Linked DNA regions of Homo sapiens: region 1 is linked to region 2. Evidence: read pairs that join two places in POLR2A ChIA-PET (ENCODE). Cell type or tissue: endothelial cell of umbilical vein. All regions are shown on one strand. Each heading gives the region's core, and the rest is flanking DNA. Links, peaks and the distances in the headings are about the cores only.

Region 1 (16,757 bases), core at 8,008-10,507, 200 kb after region 2:
GCCATCGGGGTGCAGCAGTGCTCCTTGGCCTAATAGCAGCAGGGCACCAGTGAAGGTTTCCAACGCGAGGCCTGAAGATCAGATTCCTATTTTACAACATCAGCCTGGAAACAGCATGAAGGAAGTGAGGCCAAGTGGGAAACTGTGGCAGTAGTTTGAGTAGAAACAGAGCAACAGGAGGATGCAGAGAGGCCGGGGAGGGCCAGGTGGCCAGCACAGCCCCAAGGGGCCATGGTGACAGCTGCTGGAGAACCAGCATTGCCACATTCTCCAACCTGGAAATTAAATTTTTATGGGACATTTCATTAAGGGCAATTAATTTGTAAAACATTCTGTGGGCCAAAGAAAACCTCTCAGATCTACAAAACCCTGATCTGGAGCCCCTGTGGGGGGCATGCTCAAATAGTTGGCCAGGATGCTTGTGTCCTTTAACGCTGTTCCCTGGGCCCCACTCTAGAGATTCTGATTGAGTAGATCTGGAGTGAGATTCAGAAGTGTGCACCCGGCCGGGCGCGGTGGCTCATGCCTGTCATCCCAGCACTTTGGAAGGCTGAGGCGGGTGGATCACCTGAGGTCAGCAGTTCGAGGCCAGCCTAGCTGACATGTTGAAACACTGTCTCTACTAAAAATACAAAAATTAGCTGGGTGTGATGGCAGGCACCTGTAATACCAGCTACTCGGGAGGCTGAGGCAGGAGAATCGTTTGAACCCTGGAGGCAGAGGCCTGGGCTACAAAAGCAAAATTCCATCTCAAAAAAAAAGTGTGCACCCAAGGTGGTCCAGGTGCCATCTATGAAAAACACTCCTGGAGTCATCTTGTATCTCCAGAGCATCCCAGCCTCCTCAGTAAGGCCTGGTCCTTACAGTGCCCATCCCGGGATGCCTCCATTGCTGCTTGCAACTGTGTTTACTATAACTCACCCCACCCCACCCTGAGCTCTTGAATTCATTCAGCAAACATTGATTCGGGGCCTATCACTTAGCACTTACTGACCCAGGAGCTGTAGATTGAGCTGTGAACCCGACTAAGTCCCCAACAAAAAGCTCTTAAATTCTCAGGTGTCTCTCTTCCCTGAAACAAGCTAATTGTTCATTGAACATCAGCCACATGTGGCTCCAGGAAAGACCCGGTGCTGTTTTGTGTAGCCAAACACTCAGGCACTGCCTCTGACGATGCTCTCCCAGATCTGGTACGCTCATGGGGAAGAGCCCAGCGCCAGGCAGTGTTGGACAGCCACCCTTCTGGGAAGGGATGTGCAGACATCATTTTGCCCCTAAGTAAAGGCTTGCAAAGCTACTCCACAGTCCTGCTCCCGCATGACACCCCACTCTCTGCTGTGGACCCACCAGCAACTGCGTGCACAGTGGGACCCTCTGCCCCTTCCTTACAGATGAGCCAGAGGTCATGGTAAAGGGAGGCAGCCCAGCCCCCTGCATTCTTTCTGCTTCCTCTTCTCCAGAAGTGGCAGAAACGGGCGGAGCAGGCCCACCTCTGGCCTTTCCCTTCTGCCCCCTCCCCCTGGCCCTGTGGTGAGAACTGACAGCTCAGTCTGAGTCCAGCAGGCCTGGCCTCAGCTCTGTGGTCAGCCCCAGCTTACCAGCATTCCTAGCTTTAGGATTTGGAACCCAAGCTCATTTCACAATAAATTGTGATGTGTCTTGCTTCCCAGTTACCATAACTGTGGGGTATCACCTTCCAGATCTCAAAGGCAGGAGGTGCTGTGGGATGAAACGATATTCAGATATTCTTGGAGCCCCTGACCTCGGGTCCATTAAGCTACACCCCAAATTTTTTTTTTTTTTTTTTTGAGACAGAGTCTAGCTCTGTTGCCCGGGCTGGAGTGCAGTGGCGTGATCTTGGCTCACTGCAGCTTCCACCTCCTGGGTTCAAGCAATCAACCTGCCTCAGCTGCCCGAGTAGCTGGGATTACAGGCGCCCGCCACCACGCCTGGCTAATTTTTGTATTTTTAGTATTGACGAGGTTTCACCATATGGGTCAGGCTGGTCTCGAACTCCTGACCTCAGGTGATCCACCCACCTCAGCTTCCGAAAGTGCTGGGATTACAGGTGTGAGCCACCACGCCCGGCCAATTTTTAAAACTCTAAACTCCGTACTTTGTCGGTAGCCCTATCAATTGCAGTGTCTATTGTCAAATACTATTTTCTGTTCTATTTTATCCCCAATTTTTATTGTGGTAAAATACACATAACATGAAATGTACCGTCTTTCTTTTTTGTTGTTGTTGTTTTTGTTTTTCCTTTTTTTTTAGAGACGGGGTCTCATTCTGTCCCCCAGGCTGGACTGCAATAGTATGACCAAGACTCACTGTAACCTTAAATTCCTGGGCTCAAGGGATCCTCCCAGCTCAGCCTCCTGAGTAGCTGGGACCACAGGTGTGACTCACCACACCTAGCTAATTTAAAATTTTTTATTTTTAGAGACTGGGGGCTCACTGTGTTGTGAGGCTGGTCTCGAACTCCTGGCCTCAAGCAGTCCCCCAACCTCGGCCTCCCAAAGTGCTGGGCTCACAGGCGTGAGTCACCGTGCCCAGCCTCATAACATCATGTTGTAAACCTCAAATATATATAAAATGTATTGAAAAAAGGTAAAAAGCTAGTTTTTTTTTTTTTTTTTTTTTTTTTTTTGAGACAGAGTCTCCCTCTGTCGTCCAGGCTGCAGTGCAGTGGCATGATCTTGGCTCACTGCAATCTCTGCCTCCCGGGTTCAAGCAATTCCCCTGCCTCGGCCTCCCGAGTAGCTGGCACTATAGGCATACACCACCACACCCGGCTAATTTTTTTGTTTTTTAGTAGAGACGGGGTTTCACCATGTTGGCCAGGATGGTCTCCATCTCCTGACCTCGTGATCCACCTGCCTCGGACTCCCAAAGTGCTGAGATTACAGGTGTGAGCCACAGGGCCTGGCTTTTTTTTTTAATTTGAGACAGAGTCTCGCTCTGTCACCCAGGCTGGAGTGCAGTGGCTTGATCTCAGCTCACCACAACCTCCGACTCCCGGGGTCAAGTCATTCTCCTGCCTCAGCTGCCCGAGTAACTGGGATTACAGGCACCCACCACCTTGCCCCGCTAATTTTTTTATTTTGAGTAGAGACTGGGTTTCTCCAGGTTAGTCTGGCTGGTCTCAAACTCCCGACCTCAGGTGATCTGCCCACCTTGGCCTCCCAAAGTGCTGGGATTACAGGCATGAGCCACCGCGGCCAGCCAACTTTTAAAAAGTCATATTAGGGCCGAGTGCAGTGGCTCATGCCTGTAATCCCAGCACTTTGGGAGGGCTAGGCGGGCAGATCACCTGAGTTCGGGAGTTCGAGACCAGCCTGGCCAACGTGGTGAAACCCTGTCTGTACTCAAAATAGAAAAATTAGCCAGGCACGGTGGCACATGCCTGTAATCCCAGCTACTTGGGAGGCTGAGGTGAGAGAGTTGTTTGAACCGGGGAGGCGGAGGTTGCAGTGAGCTGAGATCGCGCCGTCGTGCTCCAGCCTAGGAGATGAGCACGAGACCTTGTCTCTAAATAAATAAAATTAAATTGTGGCCGGGCGTGGTGGCTGACTTCTGTAATCCCAGCACTTTGGGAGGCCAAGGCGGGTGGATCACCTGAGGTCCAGAGTTTGAGACCAGCCTGACCAACATGGAGAAACCCCGTCTCTACTACAAATACAAAATTAGCTGGGCGTCGTGGTGAATGCCTGTAATCCCAGCTACTCCGGAGGCTGAGGCAGGAGAATGGCTTGAACCCGGCAGGCGGAGGTTGCTGTGAGCCGAGATCGCGCCATTGCACTCCAGCCTGGGCAACAAGAACAAAACTGTCTCAAAAAATAAATTAATTAATTAATTAATTAAATTAAAGTCCAGCTTTTAGCCGGGCACAGTGGCTCATACCTGTAATCCCAGCACTTTGGGAGGCTGAGGCGGGCGGATCACCTGAGGTCAGGAGTTAGACCAGCCTGACCAACATGGTGAAACCCCATCTCTACTAAATACAAAAAATTAGCTGGGCGTGGTGGCAGGCGCCTGTAATCCCAGCTACTCCGGAGGCTGAGGCGGGAGAATCCCTTGAGCCCTGGAGGCGGAGGTTGCAGTGAGCGTAGATCGCGCCATTGCACTCCAGCCTGGGCGACAGAGCAAGACACTGTCTCAAAAAAAAAAAAAAAAGTAAACAGCTAGAATTTTAAAAAGTCATATTACCTACAGAGATACTTTTAATTCTTCCTTTGCAATTTACGTGTCTTTTATTGCTTTTCTTCTCTTTTTGTTTTTCAGAGATTAGTTGTCACTGTGTTGCCCAGGCTGGTCTTAAACTCCTAGGCTCGAAGGAGCCTTCTACCTCAGCCTCCCAAGTAGCTGAGACTATAGGCGAGCACCTCCACAACATGCACTTTTTATTTCCTTTATTTTAATTTTTTTTTATTTTTTTATTATTTTTAGAGATGGGGTCTTGCTCCGTCACCCAGGCTGGAGTTCACTGCAGCCTCAAACTCCTGGGCTCACTCAACCCTCCTGCCTCAGCCTCCCAAAGTATTAAGATCACAGGCATAAGCTACCACGCCCAGCCTGTACCTTTTATTTCTTTTTATTGCCTAATTATAGCCCTATCCGTTTTGGTGTCATTTTAAAGTCTAAATATATGATGTGTTTTTTTGTCAATATATCACAAATTACATATTTACAATCCAACTGGGAAGCTTGGGAGTAAAAAAAAAAAAAAAAAAAAAAAAAAAAAAAAAAAAAAGTCGCCGGGCGCGGTGGCTCATGCCTGTAATCTTAGCACTTTGGGAGGCCAAGGTGGGCGGATCACCTGAGGTCAGAAGTTCAAGACCAGCCTGGTCAACATGGTGAAACCCGGGAGACGGTGGTTGCCGTGAGCCTAGATCACCGCACTGCTGAGCGAGACTCCATCTCAAAAAAAAAAAGAAAACTTCTCAGGACTTTTTCGTAATAAGGCTGTCATAATACTGCCTGATGTATTTTATGTAATGAATTGCAGACTGCAGAAAGCAGGGACTTAGCTGAGAAAATTAATCGTGCACTCATTCAGCAAAGGTTTCAGGGCCTGCTGTGTGGAGACACGGTTCCAAGCACTGCTGCAGTAGCAGGGAGGAAACAGAACGGACCTCAAACGCTGTCCCAGCAAGGACTCCAGTCTCTGCCTTGTGGATGTGTAACTGGCACATGATGTACCAGAAACTCCTGTGTGTGGTTGTATCCGGTGCGTGACACAGTACTCTCTCCAGCTGCTCCTTGGATTTGGGAAGCAGCCGAAGATTTACGGGCCATGGAGGCTCCTTCTATCCCTGGAAATCGGCCCTTGGGAATTAAGCTGAGTTATGTGGTTAAAGCCGTCATGACAGCCATCCCCTGGCTGGGCCAGTTCTGGGAATAACTATAATGCTTATACTACAGGATGGCCAATTCAGAACTTCTTACTAGTGCTGAATTCAATAAAGGTTTAATAACACATTTCTCAAATCCTTAACAGTACTTTAGGACGTCTCAGCTAGAGAGGGCTTGCAAGGGATTCTTATTTATTTTTTATTTTTTTTGAGACAGAGTCTCGCTCTGTCGCCCAGGCTGGAGTGCAGTGGCGCCATCTCAGCTCACTGCAACCTCCACCTCCCATGTTCAAGCGATTCTCCTGCCTCAGCCTCCTCAGTAGCTGGGATTACAGGCACCCGCCACCATGCCTGGCTAATTTTCCTATTTTTAGTAGAGACGGGGGTTTCACCATGTTGGCCAGGTTGGTCTCAAACTCCTGACCTCGGGTGATCCACCTGCCTCAGCCTCCCAAAGTGCTGGGATTATAGGTGTGAGCCATGAGTCTCATATGACAAGTTCCCTTTTAAAATGCATAAAATCACAGATACCTTTGTCTGGAAAAATAGGTTTTTTTTGTTTTTTGGGTTTTTTTTGAAATAAGGTCTCTATCACCTAGTCTGGGGTACAGTGGCAAAATCAAGGCTCACTACAGCCTTGACCTCCCAGGCTAAAGCAATCCTCCCACCTCAGCCTCCGGAGTAGCTGGGACTAGAGGTACACGCCACCACCCCCAGCTATTTTTTTTTTTCTTTTTTTGTGCAGACAGGGTCTCACCATGTTGCCCAGGCTGGTCTCAAACTCCTGGGCTCAAGCAATCCTTCTGCCTTTGCCTCCCAAATTGCTGGGTTAACAGGCATGAGCCACTGCACCCAGCCAGAAGATATTAATAACATTTCCAGGAAATTTAACAGATAATGTTTCATATGTTAATGAGCAGGAGTTATTGTGGGAGGCTGAGGTGGGAGGATTGTTTGAGGCCAGAAGTTGAGACTAGCCCAGGCAACATAGCAAGACCTCAACGCTACCAAAAGTAAAAACTTAGCTGGGTGTGAGGCTTGCCTGAGCCCAGGAGGCCAACGCTGCAGTGAGCCGTGATCATGCCACTGTCCTCCAGCCTGGAAACAGAGCAAGACCCCATCTTGGAAAAACAAAACAACACAGGGAGAGCATAGGTGCTCAGTGTCATATGAATTAATACATTTTGTTACTGAAACCCAGTTTTACTTTGCAACTTTAAATTTTTTTCAGAAACATTAAAGAATATATTTTGTATGAGTTAAATATAGAAATGCTACTGGCTGTTCCTGAGTTTTAGTTTTAAATTACTGTCAATCATTCCTCAGTGGTCCCATGCACAGTCCCCATGCTGCAGGGAGGCCAGCTCCTCTGGGCCTCGTGGAGTAACGGTGTTGCTTAGCCCATATCCTCCTGGACAAGTGCTTTGGTTCTTCCCTTTACCGGTAAAGTGTTGCAAACGTAGTCTATCGAGTTTGTTCTATTTCATCTGTTCTGTTTACGAAACTGTAACTTCATATAGGACTGCCTTAGGGCTGAAGTAAATAAACTGTCAACCTAAATAAAACATAAAACAGGCCGGGCGCGGTGGCTCACGCCTGTAATCCCAGCACTTTGGGAGGCCGAGGCGGGCGGATCACGAGGTCAGGAGATCGAGACCATCCCGGCTAAAACGGTGAAACCCCGTCTCTACTAAAAGTACAAAAAATTAGCCGGGCGTAGTGGCGGGCGCCTGTAGTCCCAGCTACTTGGGAGGCTGAGGCAGGAGAATGGCGTGAACCCGGGAGGCAGAGCTTGCAGTGAGCCGAGATCCCGCCACTGCACTCCAGCCTGGGCGACAGAGCGAGACTCCGTCTCAAAAAAAAAAAAAAAAAAAAACATAAAACAACAGGGACAGGCCGGGTGTGGTGGCTCCCAGCACTCTGGGATGCCAAGGTGGGCGGATCATGAGGTCAGGAGATCAAGACCATCCTCGCTAACATGGTGAAAACCCATCTCTACTAAAAATACAGAACATTAGCCAGACATGGTGGCGCGTGCCTGTAGTCCCAGCTACTTGGGAGGCTGAGGTTGGAGAATTGCTTCAACTCGCGAGGCGGAGGTTGCAGTGAGCCGAGATCGCGCCACTGCACTCCAGCCTGCATGACAGAGCAAAATTCCGTCTCAAAAAAAAAAAAAAAAAATACACAGCAGGGACGGGGATGGTAAACCCAAACTGCATGCTTTCGTTCAAGGTTTCAAGGTGTGTATAAAGCAAAAGTACCTGTCCATCTCCAGATAATCTTGAACTTAACCTGATCAGCCCTTGTGCTCCCCAGCCAAAGCTCACTGAGCGTTCCAGAAACCAGAAAGGCATGCTGGTCTCTGGAAGGCTGCTGAAAGCACCCCAGGAAAATCCCAGCACCAGCCCAAGTCCACTCATGTGGTTCTGTTTGTCCATGGGTCCGCGAGGTGAGGAGGTCTGAAGTGGGCCAGCCGGGGTTCGGATTTTATGTAGAAATGACTACCTGTAGCTGGGTACGGTGGCTCACGCCTGTAATCCCAGGACTTTGGGAGGCAGAGGCGGGTGGATCAGGAGGTCAGGAGATCGAGACCATCCTGGCTAACACGGTGAAACCCCATCTCTACTAAAAATAGAAAAAAATTAGCCGGGCGTGCTGGCAGGCGCCTGTAGCCCCAGCTACTCGGGAGGCTGAGATGAGAATGGCGTGACCCGGGAGACGGAGCTTGCAGTGAGCCGAGATTGAGCCACTGCACTCCAGCCTGGGCAATAGAGCAAGACTCCATCTCAAAAAAAAAAAAAAATGAAATGACCACCTGTTCCTTGTCAAACCAGCCCTTTAAGTTACAACAAAAAGAAAGCCCTCCTCCTGCTCCATGTCCACACTGAGCCTGGTGTCTGCGGCCCTGTCCTGGCGTTTCAGAGGCCGGTCTGGAGACTCACCCTCATCGCCCTCAGCAGCTGGGCCACCAGCAGCCACATGCTGGCCTCTGCTGGCTTCTCTCTTCCTGGCGCTGCAGATCAGAGAACGCAGCCCAGAGTGGGCACCAAGACACCCCAGGCTTTACTGGATCCTCTGGGAGAACCAGCCCCATGCCTCGGTCCTGCCAGGATCCTTACCTTCTGGCACTGCTGCAAAAGCCTCCCTCCTCCCTGGCCTCACATTCCCACCTCTGGCCTCTCTAGAGTCCATTCTCTCAGCAGCCAGTCATGCTTTTACCACAGACTTTATTAGTCCTCAGCAGCACTCCCCCTCGGACTCTCCAGCATTCCCTGGCCGCTCCCCACTCCCCTGCTACCTGCCCCCTCCCAACTGGCCACACCCTGGCCATCAGTTAGTCGGACTGCAAGCTTGTCCAGTCCAAGAGACTAAACGGTCCAGTCGAGCCACTCCCAGATTCCTGACCCTCAGAAACAGAGTGAGATAAGCATTTGTTGTTTTAAGTTGCCACGTTGGCGAACTCGGAATGCACTGCCCAGGGCCGTGGGGATTCCCGTCACGTGGAGAGGACATAGGCTGTCCCTTCCAGGTCCTTAAACACCTGCCCAAAGTCCCACACCCAACAATCTAAAGAAACGCTGAGGAATACATGATTATTTAGTCATGCTCAAATTCCTGTACAGGTTTCTTGCTAGTAGAAACGGACTTTCCGCCAGGCGTGTTGGCTCACGCCTGTAATCCCAGCACCCTGAGAGGCCGAGACAGGTGGATCACCTCAGGTCGGGAGTTTGAAACCACCCTGACCAACATGGAGAAACCCCGTCTCTACTAAAAATACAAAATTAGCCGGGCGTGGTGGCACATGCCTATAATCCCAGCTACTTGGGAGGCTGAGGCAGGAGAATCGCTTGAACCCCGGGAGGTGAAGGTTGTGGTGAGCCGAGATCGAGCCATTGCAGTCCAGCCTGGGCAACAAGCAAAACTCTGTCTCAAGAAAAGAAAAAAAAAAAAGGAATGAACTTTCCATCTTCTTTTCTTTTTTTTTTTTTTGAGACGGAGTTTTGCTCTTGTTGCCCAGGCTGGAGTACGATGGCGCGATCTCAGCTCACAGCAAACTCCACCTCCCGGGTTCAAGCCATTCTCCTGCCTCGGTCGGCCTCCAGAGTAGCTGGGATTACAGGCATGTGCCACCACGCCTGGCTAATTTTGTATTTTTATAGAGACGGGGTTTCTCCATGTTGGTCAGGCTGGTCTCAATCTCCAGACCTCAGGTGATCCGCCCACCCTTTTTTTTTTTTTTGAGGTGGAGTCTCACTCTGTCGCGCAGGCTGGAGTGCAGTGACGCGATGCGATCTCGGCCCACTTCAACCAACACCTCCTGGGTTCAAGCGATTCTCCTGCCTCAGCCTCCCAAGTAGCTGGGGTTACAGGCGCCTGCCACCACACCCAGCTAATTTTCGTATTTTTAGTAGAGAGGAGGTTTCACCATGTTGGCCAGGATAGTCTCCCAACTCCTGACCTCAGATGATCCACCCACCCTCGGCCTCCCAGAGTGCTGGGATTACAGGCGTGAGCCACGGTGCCCAGCATTTTTTTTTTTTTTTTTTTTTTTTTTTTTGAGACGGAGTCTCACTCTGTTGCCCAGGCTGGAGTGCAGTGGCGCGACCTCGGCTCACCACAACCGCCACCTCCCGGGTTCAAGCGATTCTCCTGCCTCAGTCTCCCTCCTGAGTAGCTGGGATTACAGGCGCCTGCCACCACACCCAGCTAATTTTCGTATTTTTAGTAGAGATGAGGTTTCACCATGTTGGCCAGGCCGGTCTCCAACTCCTGACCTCAGGTAATCCAGATCCAACCACCTCGGCCTCCGAAAGTGCTGGGATTACAGGCGTGAGCCACCACGCCCAGCCCCATCTTTTAAAGAAGAATAAAATCTGGTTCTACATGGATGAGTAAAGCCCAGTTAACAAGTGATATAAGAAGAAACTGTTTCCTAAGAAAGAGCTTCAGGAAGAAAATGTACTAAAATTTACAGAGATGAACTCGTTTATTTTCAAGCATTCCACAAGGTAACATGTTTTATGTAAGACATCCTCATATTCAACACATACCTTATTGTTCTGCCTGACTTTGCTTCAGCAGGAGGAGTCGCCGTGGGGGCGGCTTTGGCCATCATTATGGGTGCTGCAGTCCAAGAGCTCTGGAGGCCAGGCTAACTGCAAAAGCAAATGTACTTAAAAAAATTTTTAAGTTTAGTTGCTGCCAAATTTGGAAAGAAGCAAATATGTAATTATTTGTTCAGATATTAATAAGGAAGCCTAGATTTTTTTTTTTTTTTTTTTGAGACAGTCTTGGCCTGGCGCGATGGCTCATGCCTGTCATCCCAGCTACTCGAGAGGCTAAGGCAGGAGAATCGCTTGAAGCTGGGAGGCAGAGGCTGCAGTGAGCTGAGATCGCACCACTGTACTTCAGCCTGGGCAACAGAGTGAGACCTTGTCTCATAAAAAAAAAGACAGGGTCTCACTCATCACTGAGGCTGGAGTGCAGTGGCAAGATCTTAACTCACTGCAGCCTCCACCTCCCAGGTTCAAGCGATTCTCATGCCTCAGCCTCTCGAGTAGCTGGAACTACAGGCATGTTGCCACCGTGCCTGGCTAATTTTTTTGTATTTTTAGTAGAAAGAGAGTTTCGCCGTGTTGGCTAGGCTGGTCTTGAACTCCTGACCTCAAGTGATCCACCTGCCTTGCCCTCCCAAAGTGCTGGGATTACAGGCGTGGGACATAGCACCCAGCCAGAAGCCTAGATCTTTTTTTTTTTTTTTCAGATGGAGTCTCTGCCTCCCAGATTCAATCGATTCTCCTGCCTCAGCCTCCCAAGTAGCTGGGATTACAGGCACCTGCCACCGTGCCCGGCTAATTTTTTCTATTTTTAGTAGAGACTGGGTTTTACCATGTTAGCCAGGATGGTCTCATCTCCTGATGATCTCGTGATCCACCGGTCTCGGCCTCTCAAAGTGCTGGGATTACAGGCATGAGCCACCGCCCCAGCCAGCCTAGATCTTAAAATCAAAAAAAGTCCCAAAGATCAACTTCTGTCTCTGGAATGTTAAACGTTACTGTTTGATAGATGAGGCAACTGAAGTTTGTAGAGCACCTTGCCTGAAGCTTCAGCCCACAGCAGGAATAAGGGACAGAGCCTAGAATGCTTCTGCATCAACAGGGAACAAAGGCATGGGGTCTCCTCTCTGTCCACCTTCCCTTCCCACAGCCCAGGCTGAAAGGGCTGCCCTAGGCGCTCCTGAGGCCTCCTCTCTTATGGGGCTAGAGCTGAGGGAACCTGGGGTTGGTAGCCATCCAGAGACCTAAGGCGTGCCCTGACCCAAACCAGGAGTCACCAAGAGACTGCCTCTAGAGAATAGGCGGGGAAGGGAAGTCACACCAAGTCCAAGCGCAGAGTTCAGAGGGCTGAGGAGGGGTGACGCGGAAGTACAAATGAGTAAGCAGCAGTTAGGAAGTGTGCCAAGTCCTGACGTGCAGAGTTCAGAGGGCTGAGGAGGGGTGACACGGAAGCACAAATGAGCAAGCAGCAGTTAGGCAGTGCAGGAAGAACACACAGGCGGAGAAGGGAAAGCGAACGTCCTGCTCTGCTGCAGGCTATGAGGGCAAAGGCAGACCCGGGAGCCCACTGTCCTACAGATCCTTCTTCTTGAATCCAAATCATGCAGCAAAATAAAAACAAAACCCCCAAACCATGGGGCACCCGAATCCTTAAACAAAACCCCTACTGCTTGAGGCTACGTGAGCCTCTGCTGCTGCCGCCACTACAGCAGGGGCTGAAGCTGAGAGCTGAGAGTCACGGTTCACCTGTAGGGCCTGGGATGCAGCCAGCCTTCAAAGCACGGTTGTTAGAGATGAGTTTGAATAAATGCATAAATACTCTGTTCCCATATCCTCATTTCCCATGACGTCCCAGTAATAACTCTGGATGCCAAGGCTTCCTGGCTCGTCAGTTGCCCTCACACACATTTATTGCATTTTATCTTCATAACCACCCTGTGGGAAACCCAAGGCTGATATTAGCCTTGCTTTGCAGATAATTATCATCCCCATTTTACCGCTGAGAAGATTGAGGCTTGAGGAAGCTAATAACTTGCTTAAGGTCATAGGCCAGAGGAGACAGAACCCAGTGTTCTTTCCCCAGAGGAGGCCTCTTGCCAACACCCCACACTGCTTCTGATGAATTGCCAGGAAACAATTTTAACTTATCTCAAACAATATTAATAGGACTACACTTAAACTCCTCCCAAACACATCCAAATGTGTGCCCTCACCCTCTCTCCAGCCTTGTCCCGTGACCAACCCAACCAAACTTCCGAAAGGGTTTTTTGTGTTCTAGGAAGTGACCGAGCCCCACAACCCTTTATGCCTGTGCGTTCAGAGGATTTGTGACCTTTTTTTTTTTTTTTGAGATGGAGTCTCGCTCTGTCGCCCAGGCTGGAGTGCAGTGGCGGGATCTCGGCTCACTGCAAGCTCCGCCTCCCGGGTTCACGCCATTCTCCTGCCTCAGCCTCCCGAGTAGCTGGGACTACAGGCGCCCGCCACAGCGCCCGGCTAATTTTTCGTATTTTTAGTAGAGACGGGGTTTCGCCGTGTTAGCCAGGATGGTCTCGATCTCCTGACCTCGTGGTCCGCCCGCCTTGGCCTCCCAAAGTGCTGGGATGAAGGGCAGGGAGAGGGAGGGGGAGGGCACCGCGCCCGGCCCACCTGGTGTCTTTCAATCAGGGAAAGAAAAAATAGTGGAGGAGGAAACGGCAAGGTTGGATTCACTGCGAAGGCTGACTGTACAATAAGAAGCAAAAGGAAAAGCGGTTCAGTTGTGAAAATCAGTGTCAGCCCTGGGTGTAGGGGAAGGTCCTCTCCACAAACCAACAGAACACCTCCCCAGCCCCGAGCACCTCTGCCGAGGCACCCGGCCCACTGGAGGGCTGAGGGCGGATAACCACGATAACTGAAAACACTTTCCTGAGCGTCTCGGGGCTGAGGAAGAGGGAGGATTACACGCAGCCCACTGGCTTTGCAACCTCGTCTGTAGTGGTGGAGTGAGTGCAGGTCCAGAAACAAACCAGACCGGCCTTGAAATTCTGCCCTAACTTCAGAGCTGTAATCCTAGGCAGGTTACTTTTAATACTTCTGAATCTTTCTTTACATGTAAAATAGAGGTATTGTATTCGCTGCACAGGGTTGTGAATATTACATGGGTGTTCGACACGGAGCTAGGCACTCGGTGATGTTGGCTGTCGTCACTGGCATTCACTGTTACGAATTTGCGGAGTACAGAAAAGCATAAAAATAAATAGGTCACCCTCATCCTACCTCTGTGACAGACCATCTAGTCTTTGCTTTTCCTACTCAACAAGCTTTCCAGCTCTTGGCGTCAGCTCTAGACCTAAGGCGGACGGAGGAAGGGGTCGGGGTGGCGGAGGACCCCGCGCGCCTGGGAGCCCACGAGGGACCCTGCCCGGGCCCGGAGGGCGGACCCTGAAGAGAACAGAGCCTCTTCCTAAGCTTCCAGACGGCGCCTCCCCGCTTCCTACGATGGGCTCGCGCAGCGGCCGGGGCAGGACCGAGGCTCGAAGCGCCTCCGAGGTGAGCCAGTCCGAAGGCACAGGACGGAGCGCTCCGAAGTCAGAGGTGTGCGGGACGAGCTCTGCAGACGCCTGCCAGGCCGCGCCGCACTGCGCGCTCCCTCCCTCACGACCCTCCTCCTCCGGGGCTGCCCTCCCTGCGGCGGCTGCAACTTCAGTCCTCGTCCTCGGGCGGCTCAAGACGCAGGAAAACCGCCCCCTTCCTGCGCTCCTCACACCCGAAGGGGCCCTCCCGACCCGAGGCCTCCGGCGCCGCCCTCCTGAGCGCGGGCCTCTACTCGCAGGCGGGATTCCGGCCCGCACCATCCGCCCTCGCCTGTGACCGAACCCTGCGGGTGACGCAGGCTGCCCGGGCGTGAGGCCCCTCGGCGCGGGCGGAGCACGACCACGCAGCCACGACCCGGCCGGTTATTCACCCGCCAGGCCCTGGGAATACAAGGCCGGCTTCAAAAAAACCAGGGCACCCGCGACCTCCTCGCAGACGCGCGCCCCCATACCCGGGCCTCAGGCAGCCACGAGGTAGACGGGCTCAGGCTCGGGGGTGCGGCAAGCGGCACCCGGGCGCGGCGGGGCGCAGCTGTGGGGACCGCGCAGGCGCCACGTCAGACCCCGCCCACCCCGCCGCGCAGGCGCCGTGTAGCGCCCCGCGGATCACGCAGGCGCGGCTTTCAGGCCAACATGGCCGTGCTGCTGCTGCTGCTCCGTGCCCTCCGCCGGGGTCCAGGCCCGGGTCCTCGGCCGCTGTGGGGCCCAGGCCCGGCCTGGAGTCCAGGGTTCCCCGCCAGGCCCGGGAGGGGGCGGCCGTACATGGCCAGCAGGCCTCCGGGGGACCTCGCCGAGGCTGGAGGCCGAGCTCTGCAGGTAAATCCCCGCGGAGTCCGGGCCCCACCTCCCGCCCGGCTCTGCTCTGTAAGGCCCAGCCCGGCGGGGCGGGTCGGAGGCCGCCTGGCCCCTGCGGCGGGGGAGCCTGCGCCTGTGGGCCCGCGGATCCCCCAGCTGTGGACCTCGGCGCGGAGCGACTGTTGGGGCCCTGGATCGTGGGCGCTGGGCGGGCCGGGAAGAGGCAGGGCTGGGATCCGCGCAGTCCTCGGCGTGGACTTTCCCAACCCGTCTGTTGTGTGTGGATGTTCTCCGCCCGTCTTCCTCGCCTTTTAAAGTGGAATCCAGTAACGGTTTCCGGCGTAGCACTAATTTACAGTCCACGCCTGTGGATCGATTCCGTCACCAGGAATTCCAGCGCCTTCCAGTTAGGGTGGTTATTGCCGAGTAGGGGGCCCAGAACGTTTCTGTGTCCGCAAAATACCCTGTAGCTGCATTTTGCTGTTGTCATGTAGCTCGGCACGTTATTGATACAGTCATTGAGCACCCCCTGTAGTGCGGCCTTGTTTCAGGTTCTGCTAAGGATAGGATAGCATCTCCTCCCGAAAACCAGACCTTGTGTCCTTCAGCTTTTGGGCTGATGTTTTTTTCTCCTAGCCCTCGCCTAGGAGCTTAGCCCACACCTTTTAGGTTGTTGTTTTTTCGGTTATTTTTGAGACAGAGATCTCGCTCTGTCGCCCAGGCTGGAGTGCAATGGTCTTGGCTCACTGCAACCTCCGCCTCCCGGGTTCAAGCGATTCTCCTGCCTCAGCCTCCTGAGTAGCTGGGATTACGGGTGCGCGCCACCACACCCAGCTAATTTTTGTATTTTTAGTAGAGACGGGGTTTCACCATGTTGGCCAGGATGGTCTCCATCTCTTGACCTTGTGATCCGCCTGCCTCGGCCTCCCAAAGTGCTGGGATTACAGGGCGTGAGCCACCGCGCCCGGCCATAAAACATATTTAAATGGGAAAATGTTTATCTTGAAAGGAGAACTCTGAAAGTATATACTTGTTAACTGGTTTGGTACCTGGAAATGTTCTACAAGGAGCCACTCTCTGGTGACAGCAGGAGCCCCGTGTCTGGGCAGCCACTGTGGCCTTTGGAGAGCTGGGCTGCTCCCTTTCTCCTGCAGAAGCTTCAGGCCATGGGATAGCAGCCAATGTACTTCTGTGTTTTGTTTTCTTCTTTTTTTTTTTTTTTTTTTTTTGTGACAATCTCGCTGTGTCGCCCAGGCTGGAGTGCAGTGGCCTGATCATGGCTCCCTGAAGCCTCTGCCTCCTGGGCCCAAGCAATCCTCCCACCTCAGCCTCCCAAAGTGCTGGGATTACAGACATGAGCCACCGTGCCTGGCCACTATCGTGATTTTTTGTTTGTTTATTTGTTTGTTTTTTGAGATGGAGTTTCCCTTTGTTGCCCAGCCTGGAGTGCAGTGGTGCTATCTCGGCTTACTGCAACCTCTGCCTCCCGGGTTCAAGCGATTCTCCTGCCTCAGCTTCCTGAGTAGCTGAGATTACAGGTGTGCACCACCACGCCCGGCTAATTTTTGTATTTTTAGTAGAGATGAGGTTTCACCATGTTGGCCAGGCTGGTCTCAAACTCCTGACTTCATGTGATCCACCCGCCTCAGCCTCCCAAAGTGTTGGGATTACAGCCGTGAGCCACCACGCCTGGCCAATTACTGTGTTTTAACCTGTTTACTTGCTTTTGACATTTTGATGTTACCTAAAGCTTTGACCTATTGCTCAGACTATTACTTTATATTTCAGGGCAATGTAGATATTACAAATAATTATATATTTGAACTTTTAAAAACGATTTTTAGTCTGCATTGCTTTGGTACTCTCTAATGTTGGTGTGACCTCCAGTATTGTTTTTTTTTTTTTTTCAGAGCTTACAATTGAGACTGCTAACCCCTACCTTTGAAGGGATCAACGGATTGTTGTTGAAACAACATTTAGTT
Region 2 (2,500 bases), core at 1-2,500:
CTGTGTGGGGTGCCTGACCTGTGTGGGGTGCGTGGGGTCTGCTACACGCTTGGTGAGAAACTGCATCAGGGCTTCCCGCCGTGTGTTGCTAACATCCCCACACACGTGAGTGCCTTGGGACCCTCGTCAACACACTGAGCTGAGGCCACTGGTCCACGGCACACTGCAGTGCACATGCCCTTCCTGGCCAGAGGCTCCCAGGGGCGCCATGCTCTCCAGGCACCTGCCCCGCCTGCGAGCACAGCCTGGCCCCTGCTGCACTCTGCTCTCTCTGCCCGCTCGGGTCCACTGCAGCTGAGCGGGTGGGAGAAGCCTCTTCAACTTCACACACTTGTCGCCTCTAGCACTGGGCAAGGTCTGGCATTCAGAGTTCCAAGAAGTCCCACAGATACCAGTGGCTAAGTCTGTCTTCCCTCCAGGAATGGGGAAGCAGGAGCCGTCAGAACAGCCGTCTCCTATCTGAGGCACCAGGAACAAACATGACGTCAGGAAAAGACTGAAGGTGCCAAGCACCTAACGCTGAAGGAACCAGCATGTGCCTGGCAGCACTGCAGAGAGCACACCCCAGGCACCAGAGACCAGGGTGTCATTCACAGGTCAAAGCAAAATAAGAAAATCATAATTTTTCCCCTTGTTCCAAAGAAACATCCACGTGCAGAGGGCAGGCAGCTTCGGCCCATGGCGCTCCTGACGAGGGCTCCCTCGTGGCTGCCCCAGGACAAGCAGGACCCCGGCGGTCCTAGGCAGGGAGAAGCGAGACTCAGGGTCACAGACGAAGGCGCAGGAGAAACAGCGGGGCAGGAGGCTCCCCAGAACCCCAGGGAGGCCAGGCAATGATGCACAGCAACCTCAAAAACATTCGCTGGTTGACTGATTATTTATTTATCTATTTTATTTTTTATGGACAGGGTCTCACTCTGTCGCCCAGGCTGGAGGGCAGTGGCGCAATCACGGCTCACTGCAGCCTTGACCTCCTAGCCTCAAGGGATCCTCCCGCCAAAGTGCTGGAAGGGTGAAGGGTGTGAGCCACTGTGCCTGGCTACTTTTAGATTTTTTAAGTTTTGGGAAACCTTACACATATAAAAAAGTAGACAAAGTAGTATCATTTGAAGCAAATCCCAGATATCATATAATTTAATATGAATGCTTTCAGTGATAAGGCTTTTTAAACTGAGACCACCCTTGAGGTGGTAGAGGACAGACTTCAAAAGCAGATACAAGAGGCCCCGGGCAGACAGGGCAGGCAGAGCAGGGCAGGCAAGATGGGCTAGAAGTCCCAGGGCAAGCTGGTCTGAGAGGGCTCGGTGGGCAGAGCTGTCTTGGGGCCGGGACATGGCAGGTGCCTTCCCACTCCTTGCTGCACCCACAGCCCTTACAGAGGCCTGGTCCTAGGACGGGCTCTTGCCCAGCGCTCTGGAAGACACAGAGGTGATGCTGTCACATGCTCACGTCTGCCTGGACAGCCTCCAGGCTGCTGTGCAGGGACCACGCGGATGCACAGCCTCGGGGACTGCTTTAAACTGGGCTGATTCACAACAGACAGAATCACATTGTTCTTGGCAGGCGGCCCCCAGCCCTGACTAAGCACCGCAGAGGCCACATCTCCATGGCACTGGACCGCGGGCAGGGCCGACTCAACCCTGCATCTGGGAGGCGGGAAGCCATCCCCACAGCAACATGGAGGTCTCTGAGGGAGACGTGCCAGCCTCTGCCACTTGGACACAGCCAAGGCATCCGGCACGGTGGTGACCCTGCATCCCTCCCACCATAGCAAGGGGCACCCACACCCCTCCAGAGAGGCCTGACTGCTGGGGACCAGAGAAGAGTCTCTTGTCTGTCACGTGTCAGTTAACCCTGCACCAATGTTTCTCTTCTCATCCCTGCTGGTGTGCGCCTCTCCCTCCACCCCACTCATTTCTGAGCAAGAACGGCTCCTCTGGGGGAAGGAGGGGACGCGGCGTGTGTGAGAGCCACAGCGCCCAGCAGCCTCCCGGCCCAGGGTGGGGCTGAACGCACTGGAGTTGGACTCGCTACTATTTATTTATTTAGAGACGGAGTCTTGCTCTGTTGCCAGGCTGGAGTGCAATGGCGCAATCTTGGCTCACTGCAACCTCCACCTATTGGGTTCACGCAATTCTCCTGCCTCAGCCTCCCGAGTAGCTGGGATTACAGGCACCCGCCGCCACACCTGGCTAATTTTTGTATTTTTAGTAGCGACAGGGTTTCTTCATGTTGGTCAGGCTGGTCTCGAACTCCTGACCTTGTGATCTGCCCGCCTCGGCCTCCCAAAGTACTGGGATTACAGCCGTGAGCCACCGCGCCTGGCTGTGGACTTGCTACTTTAAGAGGGTCCTGGTTAAAATGCAAGCTTCTAGGATAAGCAACGCTCCACACTCATACATCAGAACAATCTTCCTAGGAAATCTAGTTTTGCAACATTAAACAAGAAGTTATTAAAATTGGCCCCGAAAGGGTGATAAACACAGGAGGACAAATACTA

Evidence for each region. ChIA-PET counts read pairs that join two places held together with the same protein. Peaks named below come from ENCODE experiments on the same cell type or tissue, not always from the same donor. Only the 100,000 strongest peaks of a DNase experiment are listed, where the experiment ranks them.
Region 1: POLR2A ChIA-PET joins it to region 2 with 5 read pairs; 14 of 35 experiments call an interaction of 5 or more read pairs at or near these places.

Annotation. Positions count from the first base shown.
Region 1 is chr16:89,493,805-89,510,561 of GRCh38, forward strand. LOC101927863 (a long non-coding RNA gene) reads right to left here and starts at 14,516. Exons shown (of 5, transcript NR_188547.1): 1 at 14,433-14,516; 2 at 12,155-12,343; 3 at 11,241-11,349; 4 at 10,403-10,507. It overlaps SPG7 (SPG7 matrix AAA peptidase subunit, paraplegin), which reads left to right and starts at 14,599. Exons shown (of 17, transcript NM_003119.4): 1 at 14,599-14,796; 2 at 16,686-16,757. The coding sequence starts at 14,614. It overlaps LOC101930112 (a long non-coding RNA gene), which reads left to right. Exons shown (of 2, transcript XR_933895.4): 2 at 4,282-5,478. RefSeq lists an enhancer at 12,044-12,093 and silencers at 13,913-13,982, 14,103-14,312, 14,383-14,942, 14,973-15,092. In endothelial cell of umbilical vein, for the core only: no CTCF peak of the experiment used is centred there; no DNase peak of the experiment used is centred there.
Region 2 is chr16:89,300,224-89,302,723 of GRCh38, forward strand. The region is part of intron 4 of ANKRD11 (ankyrin repeat domain containing 11); the gene reads right to left. LOC124903757 (keratin-associated protein 5-2-like) reads left to right here. Exons shown (of 2, transcript XM_047435030.1): 2 at 1-764. The coding sequence ends at 138. Among named protein-coding and RNA genes, the nearest start is that of ZNF778, 84 kb to the left of the region's middle. In endothelial cell of umbilical vein, for the core only: no CTCF peak of the experiment used is centred there; a DNase peak (open chromatin) is centred at 1,558; H3K27ac peaks cover 1,218 bases.